Regions from separate parts of the Homo sapiens genome. Here regions 1 and 3 are each linked to region 2. A link is a contact called in ENCODE Hi-C or POLR2A ChIA-PET data. All regions are on one chromosome and are shown on one strand. The core of a region is the stretch at or near the end of the contact, and the rest is flanking DNA. Distances in the headings are between cores, read along the strand shown.

Region 1 (4,178 bases), core at 340-2,839, 360 kb after region 2:
TGCTCACCTCTTATGTGCCAGAAATGAGCTTGGCTCTGCAAAGCGCCTTAAGACATAGTCCCTGCGCTTGAGGAAGTCCTGGGTGTGTATACGAGAGAGGACAGACATAGAAACATCATTGACAAAAAGAAAACACAGGGAAGCCACAAGAAATTGGATAACTGCCTATAGGAGTGGGGGCAAGAGGGAAATTCTCAGTGATGAGAATGTAATTCCCCAAAACTCTCGACAGCTTCTCCTGTTTTTGATGCATATGTTTGCAATTCCATGTAAATTATTTATTCACATCAGATACGCTCTCAAGTAGGCCGCAAAAAAGTTTGTGTGACTACAGTGATGCTAATAATCGACCTACTCAACGCTGCACAAAGATCATCGCCTATATCTTTTCACTCCTCTCATTTGGCAGCTTTTGCCTCTCAGGACCCCAAATTCGGAGGCCTGCATCTCCCAAGCGCTGCCTCCTTGGGTCAGAATTCTCCCCGCGCTATTCCTGCCCTGGAGCCGGGCACCCTGCAAATCCTTTTCCTAGGCGAGGGGGCGCCGCCTCCGGAAAGCCGCCAACTGGGCCTCGGTAAGACTTGTGAGGGAAGCGGGAGCTGTGGGAGGGCGACGCGGCTAGGAAGGAACCCTAGAGGCCTCAGCCCCCACTCCCACCCCTTCCCGGCACCCCGGCCGCCGGTGCCCCGAGGCTCTGCCGACTCTTTGTTAAGCGAGGCCGCGGTTCCTCCGCCCTCGCTAGGCCCAGCAGTTGCCTCCAGTGCCCCCAAGGACTGGCGGCCTTGCGTCCAGAAACCCCACGCACAAACCTGCTGCTATGGCTGCAGCGGCAGCTGCTACAACCGCGGGCGCGGAGCGAATCCCGGAGCCCAAAGTACGCGCTGTCCCGGCCCGGTCCCGCCGCGCTCCTTCCTCTCCGCCCCCTTCGCCGCCGCCGCCGCCACCACCACCACCGCCGCCGCCACCGCCACCACCGCCACCGCCTCACGGCCCGTTGCTGAAGGGGGGAGGGGAACAAAAACGCGACATGCGCAGTGAGGAACGCGCGGGCAGAAGGGCGGGGCCGGGGCTACGGCTCCCGGAAGGCGCCTGACCTTAAAGCTCCAGAACGCCTCACAGGCTCCTCAGATACTCTGACGGGAAACTGCAGTTGGGTGGACAGTGTTCATGACCCATCTAGAAAGTGGGTCTGCGAATGAAGAAAAAGTGGCGTCAAGGGGCTAGCCAAAAATCCCAAGAGAAAACGGGTTGGACAGAAACCATATTTACATGAACATGCCTATAGTTTAAACTGTTGCATATACTACTAGAGCGACACTCTTGCCTCTGGCCACGTGGTCCCACACAGCATGGCCACCTTTAGCTTCCGGAGCACCGGTTCCGTGTGACGTCAACTTGACGGAATCCTAGGTAGGAGGATTGGGATAGGCGAGGGCAGTTCCGGCCCAGGGGCGGGGATTATGTAATTTTCCCAAAAGCCCCACCTCGCCTCAGCCGGGCGGGAGAGAGGGAGGTCTCGCGCTTTCCCCGGGGTTGCGTCCCGCCCCGCAGGCTGCGCGCAGGCGCTGACGAGCCGCTCGCATTCTACGTAACGGACGGCGGAGGCTACGTGAAGAGAGGCGCGGCGTGACTGAGCTACGGTTCTGGCTGCGTCCTAGAGGCATCCGGGGCAGTAAAACCGCTGCGATCGCGGAGGCGGCGGCCAGGCCGAGAGGCAGGCCGGGCAGGGGTGTCGGACGCAGGGCGCTGGGCCGGGTTTCGGCTTCGGCCACAGGTAAGGAGCGGGCCAGGACGCGCTCGTCGGCGTGGCCGGGCCAGGCCGAGCGGTGACTCCGAGTTGCTTGGCCTGTAGCCCGGTCCGGTTGAGATAATTGTAATGGTTTGGGGGAACTTTCCCACGGAGCTGTGAGCAAATGATAGCCAAAAGGGCAGAGTTAGAGGAAATGTACAGTGTGTGCCGGAGGATGACATTAGGATGTATTGATTCTCTTGGGTGGGGAGAAACTAGGCAAAGGGGTTTAATAGAAGCAAAAACCTCTGTGGCCAGTCTCTTCTGGAGGTTTCTAAAATGAAACGTGTTTGTATCCAACACATATAAAGAGACAGAGGAAAGTCTGCATGATTTCCAGAATACTCGTTTTGGCCGTTGTCAGGAAGACCTAATCTAAAATGACAACAAGGAATGATGGCCTCACTCAGTCCTCTTTCCTCAAGTCTAGACTCAGTCGCTGAGGAACTATTGGATGAGCTTGCAGAAAATAATCAAACCAGACTTGTTAGCGCTTGTGTGAATTTTCCTTGGTCCTGTGTTGCTTGCTTCAGGAGTCATAGAGGCTGGGTGGTCTGGCAAGGACTTGTGCATTTGAGAACTGACAGGTGCAGCGGAGACTTCTAAGAGGGAAAACCAAGGTAAAAATGGCTTGGATGATTGTAACCTAAATAACCTTGAAGGATCTCCATTATAGTGCTGAGTTATCTCAGAAGTGTTTCTATGGTGTGAATATTCTAATTGGAAATTCAATTTGAAATGATCGGATCTTTTGGCAGGCTGTTAATCGAGTTGACTGTTCCGGTGTTAACTTTTAGTTGCTTCTATATGAAAAAAAAGTTTTAAGAGTAGGATTTGAAAAGGAGGCTGGGCGCGGTGGCCCACGTCTGTAATCCCAGCACTTTGGGAGGCCGAGACGGGTGGATCACGAGGTCAGGAGATCGAGACCATCCTGGCTAACACAGTGAAACCCCGTCTCTACTAAAAATACAAAAAATTAGCCCTGCGTGGTGGCGAGCGCCTGTAGTCCCAGCTACTTGGGAGGCTGAGGCAGAAGAATGGCGTGAACCCGGGAGGCGGAGCTTGCAGTGAGCCGAGATCGTGCCACTGCACTCCAGCCTGGGTGACAGAGTCAGACTCCGTCTCAAAAAAAAAAAAAAAAAAAAACCCTTGGTACATATCTCCCGTAATACCCACTGCAGCCCTAAGAGGCAAGTAGCAAATGGTATCCCTTTTTTGTATGTGGAGAACAGGGAATTTTAAGTAATTAGGCTAAGGTCATATTGCTGGTAAATGGTAGAGCTGACATTTTATTTTATTATTTATCTATTTTTTTGAGACAGAGTCTCACCCTGTTGCCCAGGCTGGAGTGCAGTGGCGCAATCTTGGCTCACTACAACCTCCATCTCTCGGGTTCAAGCGATTCTCCTGCCTCAGCGTCCCGAGTAGCTGGGATTACAGGTGCCTGCCACCACGCCCGGCTAATTTTTGTATTTTTAGTAGAGGTGGGGTTTCACTATTTTGGCCAAGCTGGTCTCGAACTCCTGACCTCAAATGATCCACCCACCTCGGCCTCCCAAAGTGCTGAGATTACAGACGTGGACCACCACGCCTGGCCTAGAGCTGACATTTTAAACCAAGTCTAATTTCACCAAAGTATGTGCTGTTTTCTATATTTCTTCCACTTTTGACCAAATATCACAACATGAGAACTAGAGGGAAAGCCTAGAAAAACTAGAAGAGAAACTTTAACAGGTAGTAATTTAGAGGACTGAAGACCCTTAGGCCTAGTGGAAGTGGAAAATATACATTCCAGAGTTTAAAAACACTCATTAGTAACTAAAGATGGTTAAAGGAAGCTAGGGATGTTTAGAGACACATCCCATACCTCTTTGAGGCTGGCATTGACAAAGTGGCATGCTTTCCCATAGATTGTCCCTTGATACTAACCTGAAGGATCAACTAGTATAAAAAGAATGTTTAGTTCTCCCTTGATATGTATGGGGGATTGGTTCCAGGACCCCTTGAGAATACCAAAATCCATGGATACTCAAGTCCCTTATATAAAATGGTGTAGTATTTACGTATAACCTATGCACCTCCTACCATATACTTATATATGTATATGTATATACACTATATAATTATCTCTAGATTACTTATAATACCTAATTTAATTGTATTTTTTTTTAACTGTTCTTGCCTCCAAATCTGTTCCATCTGTGGTTGGTTGAATCCACAGATGTGGAACCCATGGGTAGGGCCTACTGTACCGTTGGCCTATCCTTTATGGCATTTCTCAAAATCATTTGTACCTTTCAAATTTTATGAACTTTAATTCTAAGAACATTTAATTTCTTTCTTTCTTTCTTCCTTCCTTCCTTCCTTCCTTCCTTCCTTCCTTTCTTTC
Region 2 (4,858 bases), core at 1,852-4,351:
ATGGCACGATCAAAGCTCACTGCAGCCTTGACCTCCTGGGCTCAAGCCATCCTCCCACCTCAGCTTCCCAAGTCACTGGAACTACAGGTGTGAACCACTATGCCTGACTAATTTTTTGGTTTTTTGTTTTTTTTTTTTTACAGAAACAGGGTCTCACCATGTTCCCTAGGCTGGTCTTGATCTCAAGCAATCCTCCTGCTTCGGCCTCCCAAAGTGCTGGGATTACAGGCGTGAGCCACCATGCCTGGCCTGGAAATCTGTTTTTTGTTGTTGTTGTTTTGTTTTGTTTTTTTAGCTCTCCAAGTTTGGGAACCAGTGGTTTAAAGGGAAGTGAAAATAAGATTTTCTCCCACCTCCCCATAGTCAGATCCTGCTGTACTTCTTTGTTGAATCTGATGTATATATGTTTCTTACACTGGTGGAAAAGAGGCCTTATCTTTACACTAAGACCATGACCTTTGCTTTATTCAGTGGATGTTATTTAATGTGACTTGCAGAAAGGTCATTTACTGCCCATTTGCAGGTCTTTTATATGGTCAGGTCCACTTCAAAGGCACCCTACAAAATATTCCATTTCTGTTTGTGTTTATCAGTGCTATCAGCTTTTACTTTATCATAAGCAAAAAGCTGCCTAAAGAAGTACTTGACTGTAGAGCAAGATTATGGGCAATGCCACCATAAATAAAACCAGTGCTTATCTGTCTGGATTGCCAATCAAGTGAAGAAGTGCATGAAGCATGTGGACGATGCATAAGAAATTCAGAGAATGGGGCCGGGCACAGTGGCTCACGCCTGTAATCCCAGCACTTTAGGAGGCGGAGGTGGGCAGATCACGAGGTCAGGAGTTCGAGACCAGCCTGGCCAACATGGTGAAACCCCGTCTCTATAAAAATACAAAAATTAGCCAGGCGTGGTGGCAGGCACCTGTAATCCCAGCTACTCGGGAGTCTCAGGCAGGAGAATCGCTTGAAACCGAAAAGGCAGAGGTTGCAGTGAGCCACGATCGTGCCACTGCACTCTAGCCTGGGCAAAAGAGTGAAACTCTGTCTCAAAAAAAAAAAAAAAAGAAAGAAATTCAGAGAACATGTAACAGTGCAATTAAGCCCTGGGGATTTGGTCCAACTGAGTGTAAGATAAATAATACCTAACTGTCCAGGCTTCTTGGAACAGATTTTTTTTCTTTCTACGATCTTTAAAACTGATTTATGAGTGAAATTGAGGTCAGCATTCCCCTTTGTGTTTCATCTGCTGATGTTACAGGGTCACAGTGACATTTTGAATTGTAAAAGGGCTGCCAGAGTTCCAGTACAGCAAATTTTCCCCTCCTAGACTTACTCTGTTTGAGAAAAAGCACCAGAGGGGGGGATGTGAAAGTGACATTTTTCAGTCAAGCTTCTCTTTTAAGTCAAGTATACAGGGTCTAACAGATGCTGTTGTCAGCTGGCAAACTGGACAGGTAATCACTAAAGAGGTCCTCCCAAGCCAGGTGTCGTGGGGCACACCTGAAGTCCCAGCTACTGGGGAGGATCTCTTGAGCCCAGGAGTTTGAGAGCAGCCTGGGCAACACCGTGAGACCTCATCTCTAAAAAGAAAAGATAAAAGGTCAAGAAATAAAGAGCTCCTCCCAGTTTCAGGGCTGTAGGCCTCCCTGGAAGCCCGGCTATACTGCTCAGGAGTGCTGGGCCTCTCAGTACATCTCTCTGCCAATCCCAAACCTCTGTTTGCATTTAGACATTCAGGTAACACTTTTCAAAATGTCTCTACTGTTTTCACAGTTGCCAAGATTCTTCCCACTCTTACAGAGATGTGTTGGAGTCTCCAGCATGCGGTAGGACTTAGTCCCTTCACTGTAATCCAGGCCTAGGGGGTTAGGAATGGGGAGCTCTATTTGCAGGATTTGGGCTTACTGTCATTTTGGTCTGTTTTAGTTGGATAAGATTGACCACAATGCACACAGACTGGACATTTGGCCAGTCCCCCACTACTACTTTGTTGTTTTGTCTAGGAGTGCTTATTCTTTTCCTTCAAACCTGAAAAATCTTAGGCTCTCATATAAGCAAGTCAGGAAAAATTAGAGAATTTCATAGCCGTTTTCTTTTTCTCCTAGGATAAGTTAGATACCTTTCCCTGGGCTCCAAATCTCAGTTTACTGTCTTTCCTTGCAAAAGACGTGTCCTCCCTACCCATGTCCCTCTCAGTGGAGGCCAGTGCCAGTGACCAAACAGCTGCCGAGCTCTTTAACTCTAATTAGTACTCCACACCCTCACATAGACCTTGCAGGAGGCCTCAACCCACCCACTCCCTCCAACGAGTTGTGACGCAGACCATCTCAAACTTCACATCCACACGTGTCACATCAACGCACGTGACACAAGTGGCCGAAATGGTTTCCTCCTTATAATTTTTGGTGAGTGACTTGGCCGTGGTTCATTCCAAGCGGAAGTGATGGCTGGTGGATATGACTTGAGGGGAATTCCTGAGGGCAAGGAAAAGGAAGAAAGGGGCCCCAGAGAAGACGAGGCACAGCTGGAGAACCCTAGGGCTGTGAACACTGCGACTGCCGCGCGGGGCAGCTGCGCCGTGTTTGCTGGAAGCCTCCGGTAGCTGCTGAAACCTTCGCTCCGGAGGTCGCCTCGGTAAACCTTGCGGATGATTCCACCACGGCGGAAAGACGAAAAGGAGGCTTCTAGGCACCCGGGACCGCCCGTGTCCCGCCCTTTTCCCCGATGAAGTCTGACGCGGCAGGTCCCTCGGCAGGGTTAATGGGACGGCCTGGTGGGGCATTGCCGGTCTTTCCCAGCCACAGACAAGCTTCGCGCCTCGATCCCCCAGCGCCCCCAGACGCTGGATGCCGAGGCCTGGTCCTTTACAGCCGCCGACGCCTCATGAGCGAAGCCAGCCAGATGCCAGCACCGCCTTCGGCCCCGCCCCGAGCCAGCCCCTCCCACATCCCCGCCCGGGGCACGCCCTCGGCCCGCCCCCATCTCCGCCCCGAACACGCCCCTAGATTGGCCCCGCCCCGTCCCCGCCCGCAACTCCGCCCCGACCGGAAGAAGCCGCGGCACCCAGCGCTTATAGGGCCGGGAATGGGGGTGCCGCCGCTGCCTAGTCAGTTCTGCGTCCGCTGAGGCTCGGTCACCGCCTCGCTGTCGTCGCGGCGCCCCCGCCCCGTCCTCTGTCCGTACCGCCCCCGGAGCCAGGGCCGAGTCCTCGCCATGCCGGCCCGGCGGCTGCTGCTGCTGCTGACGCTGCTGCTGCCCGGCCTCGGGGTGAGTGACCGGGGAGCGTGGGGTGGAGGACAGCTCGCGACGGCCGGGTCGGGGCCGGGGCAGCGTCGCGGCGCCGGGGCTGGAGTCCGAGCTGGGAGCGCGACGGCGGCGGCCAGATGCCCCGTGAGCCCAGCCGTGGGAGGCTCGGGCCGGGCGTAGGAGGCGGCACCGGGCCGGGAGAGCTTCCCTGACGGGAGTCGCGGCCCCACCGAGGCGTCGGCCGCCCGAAGAGCCTCCCAAGCCAGCGCGGCTGTCACGGGCAGCGGCTCCCCGGACCCCGCGGGCTCGGGCGCAACTTCGTGGCGTCCTGCACGGCACTTGGGGGTCCCAGAAGGCCCCGGCCTGAGGAGGCCGCCCACCTGCGGGACCCTCCTCCTCGCGGGCGGGCGCCGGCGCTGCCTGGCGGGGGCCGCGGAGGAGCCGAAAGGGCGTTGGGATCCAGGGGAAGGGTCTGTCCTGCGCTTCGAATCCTTGTTTGAACTTTTTAAAAATTCGAAAACTTTGGGGAACGAATGCAACAGGGAGTAAGGACTCTCACCCGAGAGCTGGCTTCTGCCACTTGCCCTGCCGGTTTCTTGGTACTGGGAGGCTGCAGGCTTCCTTCTGTGCACCGAGACTTCCTTGAGCAAGTGGAGCTGTGGGAATTGCACTCTTGGAAGATCCCGCATGGGTTCGAGGTGAGGCCGCTTCAGAACCTCAAATGAAAGACTGTCTCCTCGTGGGAGAGCACCTGGGGCCATCAGAAATGTCTTTTCATCTTTTTCTGGAGGAGACGAATGATAGGGCCTGGTTTACATTCATTTAACTCTTTATGACCTTCACTCAGCTGTGGATTTGGGGGCACTTTGTGGGAGACTTGGCTTTTTTTTTTCTTCTGGTTGGAAGAACCTAAATTAGCGAATGTTTTTCACAAAATGTATTGTTCAGGATGTGAGCGTGGCAAATTTGTCCGTGTTCTGTTTAATGACCTCTTTAAAGGTACTGTGTACTCTTTAATAGGGATATCATGTACCAGGTGTCCCAGTAGAGCACTGACATGTGTGTGCCTGAGTGCCAGCCACCGTGTGAACTCTTTGGAGGTTTTGCATTTTAGGTAAATAACTGTCTGTACTCTTGGAGTAACAAGAATTTGGAAACAGGAGAAGTAAATAAATAAGGTTGCCTTTTTCAAATTCAGGGTTTTTTTTTTTAAATAAAGGAAAATTTGTAGACTCTTTATAATAGAACTTGTGGAAGTTAAGTTTTTCTTTCAAATAAAAACCCCACTTTTACAACTAAGGTCAGGTTTTGAACTTGAGCACCTCACCTTGGATTGGTAACTACTGCCTGGCATCTGTTCACAAACGAAGGTATAAGCAGAATGACCAAATGTTTGACATGAATTCGATCATTTCATAACGTCAAGGGATAGGTGTATAATGGTTTCCTTTGCCACATCTTTCCTTTTGCTACTTTGTCACTGGATTCTAGTGTTTGGTTATTGAATAACTTAGGCTAAAGAGCCAAAAATAACGATTTAGCTGTAGTTGGAACTATAGTTTCAGTTCGTGTAAATATTTCCAATTTGTATTTAGAAATCCAAACTTCTC
Region 3 (4,181 bases), core at 1,646-4,145, 320 kb before region 2:
TAAACTCTCCTCCCACTCTTTGATCTGGACAATTAACATTTTCTCAGTCTTATATAAGCTCAACTTTTTTTTTTTTTTGAGACAGAGTCTCACTCTGTTGCCCAGGCTGGAGCGCAGTGGCACCATCTTGACTCACCACAGCCTCCACCTTCCAGGCTCAACTGATCCTCCTGCCTCAGCCTCCTGAGTAGCTGAACTATAGGCACACACCACCATGCCCAGCTAATTTTTGTAGTTTTGGTAGAGACAGGGTTTCACCATGTTGTCCAGGCTCGTCTTGAACTCCTGACCTCAAGTGACTGCCTGCTTCAGCCTCCCAAAGTGCCGGGATTACAGGTGTGAGTCACTGTGCCCCGCCATATAAACTCAACTTTAAGACAAGACCTAAACTACCTTTCCAACCAAATAGCCATCCCTAAGTTTTTTTTATCTAGGAATGCTAGAGCTTTTGTGGCCAGTAAACATGAAAAAGATGCTCAACTTCACAAGTAATGAGGCAACTGCAAATTAAAACAACACTGAGATATCATTTTTCACTCATCAGATTGGTACAAAGTTTAAAAATGATTGGCCAGGCATGGTGGCTCATGCCTGTAATCCCAGCAATTTGGGAGGCTGAGGCAGGCAGATCTCTTGAGTCCAGGAGTTCGAGACCAGCCTGGGCAAATGGTGAAACCCTGTCTCTACTAAAAATACAAAAATTAGCTGGGCATGATGGTGCGTACCTGTATGGCACTACTCAGGAGGCTGAGGTGGGAGGATCAATTGAGCTTGGAAGGTCGAGGCTGCGGAAAGCTAAGATCGCACCACTGCACTCCAGCCTGGGCGACAGAGCAGAGACTCTGTCTCAAAGAAAGAAAGAAAAAAAAAAACCCTAAATAAAATTTAAAAGTAAAAGTGATTATATCCACCACTGGGGAGTGGGTGGGGAAACTCACCCACCGTTGGTGACTGATAGGATACGATCAGCCTTGTTGGGAGGGCAACTTAGCAGGGTCTGTAACAATTTAAATGTGTATGCCCTATGACCTTGCAATTTCAATTCTAGAATTTCATTCTACAGAGATGCTTTCAAGCTCTCATGCATCCACAAAGGACGTTGTGTACAAGGATGTTTATTGTAGCATTGTTTATATTGCCCCCAAAAAGCAGGGCAATAAATAAGGATGGTTAAACGAATCATGGCTGAGTCTTAAAATACCATGCAGCTGTTGAAAAAGAGGAGCTAAGGCTGGTGTGGTAGCTCATGCCTGTAACCCCAGCACTTTGGGAGGCAGAGGCAGGAGGATCACGAGGTCAAGAGTTCAAGAACAGCCTGGCCAACATGATGACACCCCGTCTCTACCAAAAAACAATACAAAAATTACCCAGGCATGGTGGCACGTGCCTGTAATCCCAGCTACTCGGGAGGCTGAGGCAGGAGGATCCCTTGAACCCAGGAGGCGGAGGTTGCAGTGAGCCGAGATTGTGCCACTGTACTCCAGCCTGGGCAACAAGAGTGAAACTCTGTCTCAAAAACAAACAAACAAAAAAAGATAACGAATATAAAGTGACTGTTGATAACGGCTGCTTCTGGATAGGAAGGGGAGAAGAATTGGAGGAGGATTGTAACAGAACTTTTACATTTTATACAGTAACAACCACCACCTTGGCTATCACTTACGGATGGTTTACCATATGCCTGGCACTGTGACGAGGAGCAGGGATTGTCTCATTTGATCTGCACACTAGCCTACCAGGTAGGTGCTTTTATTAGCCCACTTCACAGATGAAATAAATTACAGTGTCTCACGCCTGTAATCCCAGCACTTTGGGAGGCCAAGGTGGGCGGATCACGAGGTCAGGAGATCGAGACCATCCTGGCTAACGATGTGAAACCCCGTCTCTACAAAAAATACAAAACATTAGCCAGGCTTGGTGGCACACGCCTGTAGTCCCAGCTACTCGGGAGGCTGAGGCAGGAGAATCACTTGAACCTGGGAGGCAGAGGTTGCAGTGAGCCGAGATTGCACCACTGACTCCAGCCTGGGCGACAGACTGAGACTCCATCTCAAAAAAAAAAAGAAAGAAAGAAAGAAAGAAAGAAATTAAGGTCAAACTGGGTATGTCATGAGCTCAGGCTGCTGGCTAGTAACTAGTAGAACCAGAGGTTAGACCACTTCCCAATGTATATTTCTAGTGTTGCTTGAATTATTTCACAATAATTCTGTGGGTTTTTTTATTTTGTTTTATTTTTTTAAGAAACGAGGTATCACTATGTTGTTCAGGCTGGTCTCAAACTCCTGAGCTCAAGCAATCCTACCCCATTAGCCTTCCAAAGTGCTGCGATTACAGGCCGGAGGCACCACACCCAGCCTGTGTGTTGGCTTTCTAGTTAAAACACAACAACCATAAAACAACAATAACAAGGAAAGTTAGAAAACTTTCATTGTGAAAACAAATTTCATTATTTTTCTCACTGAGTCTCAGAAAAAAATGCTGCAATCCCCTCCCTAAAATCATTTTATTTTAAATGATAGATAATTGAAAAGACTGTTCTTTGGTTGTTCATAAAAGCTCAGAAACACTTTTGAATGGACGCTTATGTTGCAATCAGACTGTCTCACCACTTCAGTGAAAATGGTTTCAATAAGAAAGAAGTAAATGAAACTTACCATTTGTTTTCATTGCCTCACAATCCAATACAGCTTTTCTACCTGAAACAGAAAAGGAACACGATAAAGCTCACTTTCCACATGACACGTTGGCTTGGAGGTTCGAGCCTCAGAATGATAAGGGGGGCTTACAAGTGACAGAAGAAAATATGCTCCAGAAGAGGAGCCTGTTCAAATGGCTCCACATTCTCCCAGTTGAAGTCCAAGACGGGGTCAGAAGGCATAGTAGAACCACAGTGGTGAGTAACTCGGAGAACTTCCTCTTTTTCTTAGCCAAGTTAAGGAAATCAGAGGGTTTGGATGAGGTTTGCATAATACTGGTTTGTTCGACCAATCTGTCTTCCTCTGTGAGTTCCTGTAAGAAGAGAGATATTTGGTAGATTGCCACTCCCCCGCCCCCCCCACCCCCCCACACCCCCACATCGTCCCATGCTGGCTGGGAAAGAGAAGAGGTAAATCTGACTGTTACATTGTCTATGTAAACCCATCTGATCTCCTTGCTCTGGACTCAGTCTATGCCAAAAGGAGTTTGGTGGAAGTTTGATTTAGTCTTTGGAAGCAAACCGACTGTCTTAAGCAGATACATACAAATATTGTATCAAAAATGCCTGCTTTTTTTTTTTGAGACTGGCCTCACTCTGTCACCCAGGTTGGAGTGGAGTGCTGTGATCATAGCTCATTGCAGCCTCAAACTCCTGGGCTCAAGTGCTCGTCCCACCTCAGGCTCCTGAGTAGCTGGGACCACAGGTGTGCACCATCAGGACTGGCTAATTATTTTTATTTGTAAAGACAGGGGTCTAGTTGCCCAGGCTGGTGTTAAACTCCTGAGCTCAAGTGATCCTCCCGCCTCAGCCTCCCAAAGTGCTGGGATTACAGGTGTGAGCTACTGTGCCTGGCCAAAAATGCCTGCTTTTGTTAAACGTTGATTCCTAGACCCCACTCCAGACTTACTGGGTTTCAAGTCCAGGACGCTGATTTTTTTTTTTTTAAACAAGGGCCCTGAGCAATTCTTACGCACAGTGAAGGCTGAGAAATATCTGTACAAGGTGCTGCTGCCTCAGTGATTTCTGAATCAAGGGAGCCTTGGGGACTTGATATTACGGCAAGCCCTCCAGTGCCAGGAGATCTGAAGTAGGAGTTACCTTAGATCAGCCTTTGAAATAGAACGTGCAGGCTGGGTGCGGTGGCTCATGCCTGTAATCCTAGCACTTCGGAAGGCTGAGGCAGGCGGATCACCCGAGGTCAGGAGTTTGACACCAGCCTGGCCAACACAGCGAAATCCCATCACTAGTAAAAATACAAAAAACTTAACTGGGTGTGGTGATGCGTGCCTATAATTCCAGCTACTTGAGGGGCTGAGGCAGAAGAATCGTTTGAACCCGGGAGGTGGAGGTTGCAGTGAGCCAAGATTGCACCACTGCACTCCAGCCTGGGTGATAGAGCAAAACTCTGTCTCAAAAAAAAAAAAAAAAAGTCAGTTGAAATAGAATGTGCAGAGCCACTTCTTGATGGAGTGGAGATCACCAA

The links. Hi-C counts contacts between places; a loop is a spot of excess contacts on that map. ChIA-PET counts read pairs that join two places held with the same protein, here RNA polymerase II (POLR2A). Pooled maps may share reads with other maps.
Region 1: a map with no recorded cell type shows a loop between it and region 2 (15-fold over the local background). The contact joins the promoter of CCDC47 here to the promoter of ERN1 in region 2. A Hi-C loop is called at or near these places in 8 of 37 single-sample maps with no recorded cell type and 14 of 50 pooled maps. POLR2A ChIA-PET finds 5 or more read pairs at or near these places in 3 of 52 experiments (GM12878, HEK293T and activated CD4-positive, alpha-beta T cell).
Region 3: a loop to region 2 is called in a pooled map, with 2.5 times the contacts of the local background. The contact joins the promoter of MILR1 here to the promoter of ERN1 in region 2. A Hi-C loop is called at or near these places in 2 of 50 pooled maps. POLR2A ChIA-PET finds 5 or more read pairs at or near these places in 9 of 52 experiments (A673, CD4-positive, alpha-beta memory T cell, GM10248 and 5 more).

What each region holds. Positions count from the first base shown.
Region 1 is chr17:63,771,008-63,775,185 of GRCh38, reverse strand. It overlaps CCDC47 (coiled-coil domain containing 47), which reads left to right and starts at 1,589. Exons shown (of 13, transcript NM_020198.3): 1 at 1,589-1,774. DDX42 (DEAD-box helicase 42) reads right to left here and starts at 1,016. Exons shown (of 18, transcript NM_203499.3): 1 at 810-1,016. RefSeq lists a silencer at 688-977 and enhancers at 1,108-1,417, 1,130-1,714.
Region 2 is chr17:64,128,387-64,133,244 of GRCh38, reverse strand. It overlaps ERN1 (endoplasmic reticulum to nucleus signaling 1), which reads left to right and starts at 3,101. Exons shown (of 22, transcript NM_001433.5): 1 at 3,101-3,269. The coding sequence starts at 3,216. RefSeq lists enhancers at 1,237-1,296, 2,201-2,250, 2,301-2,500 and silencers at 2,921-3,050, 3,141-3,590.
Region 3 is chr17:64,447,829-64,452,009 of GRCh38, reverse strand. MILR1 (mast cell immunoglobulin like receptor 1) reads right to left here and starts at 2,895. Exons shown (of 10, transcript NM_001085423.2): 1 at 2,787-2,895; 2 at 2,655-2,696. The coding sequence starts at 2,841. RefSeq lists a silencer at 2,983-3,032.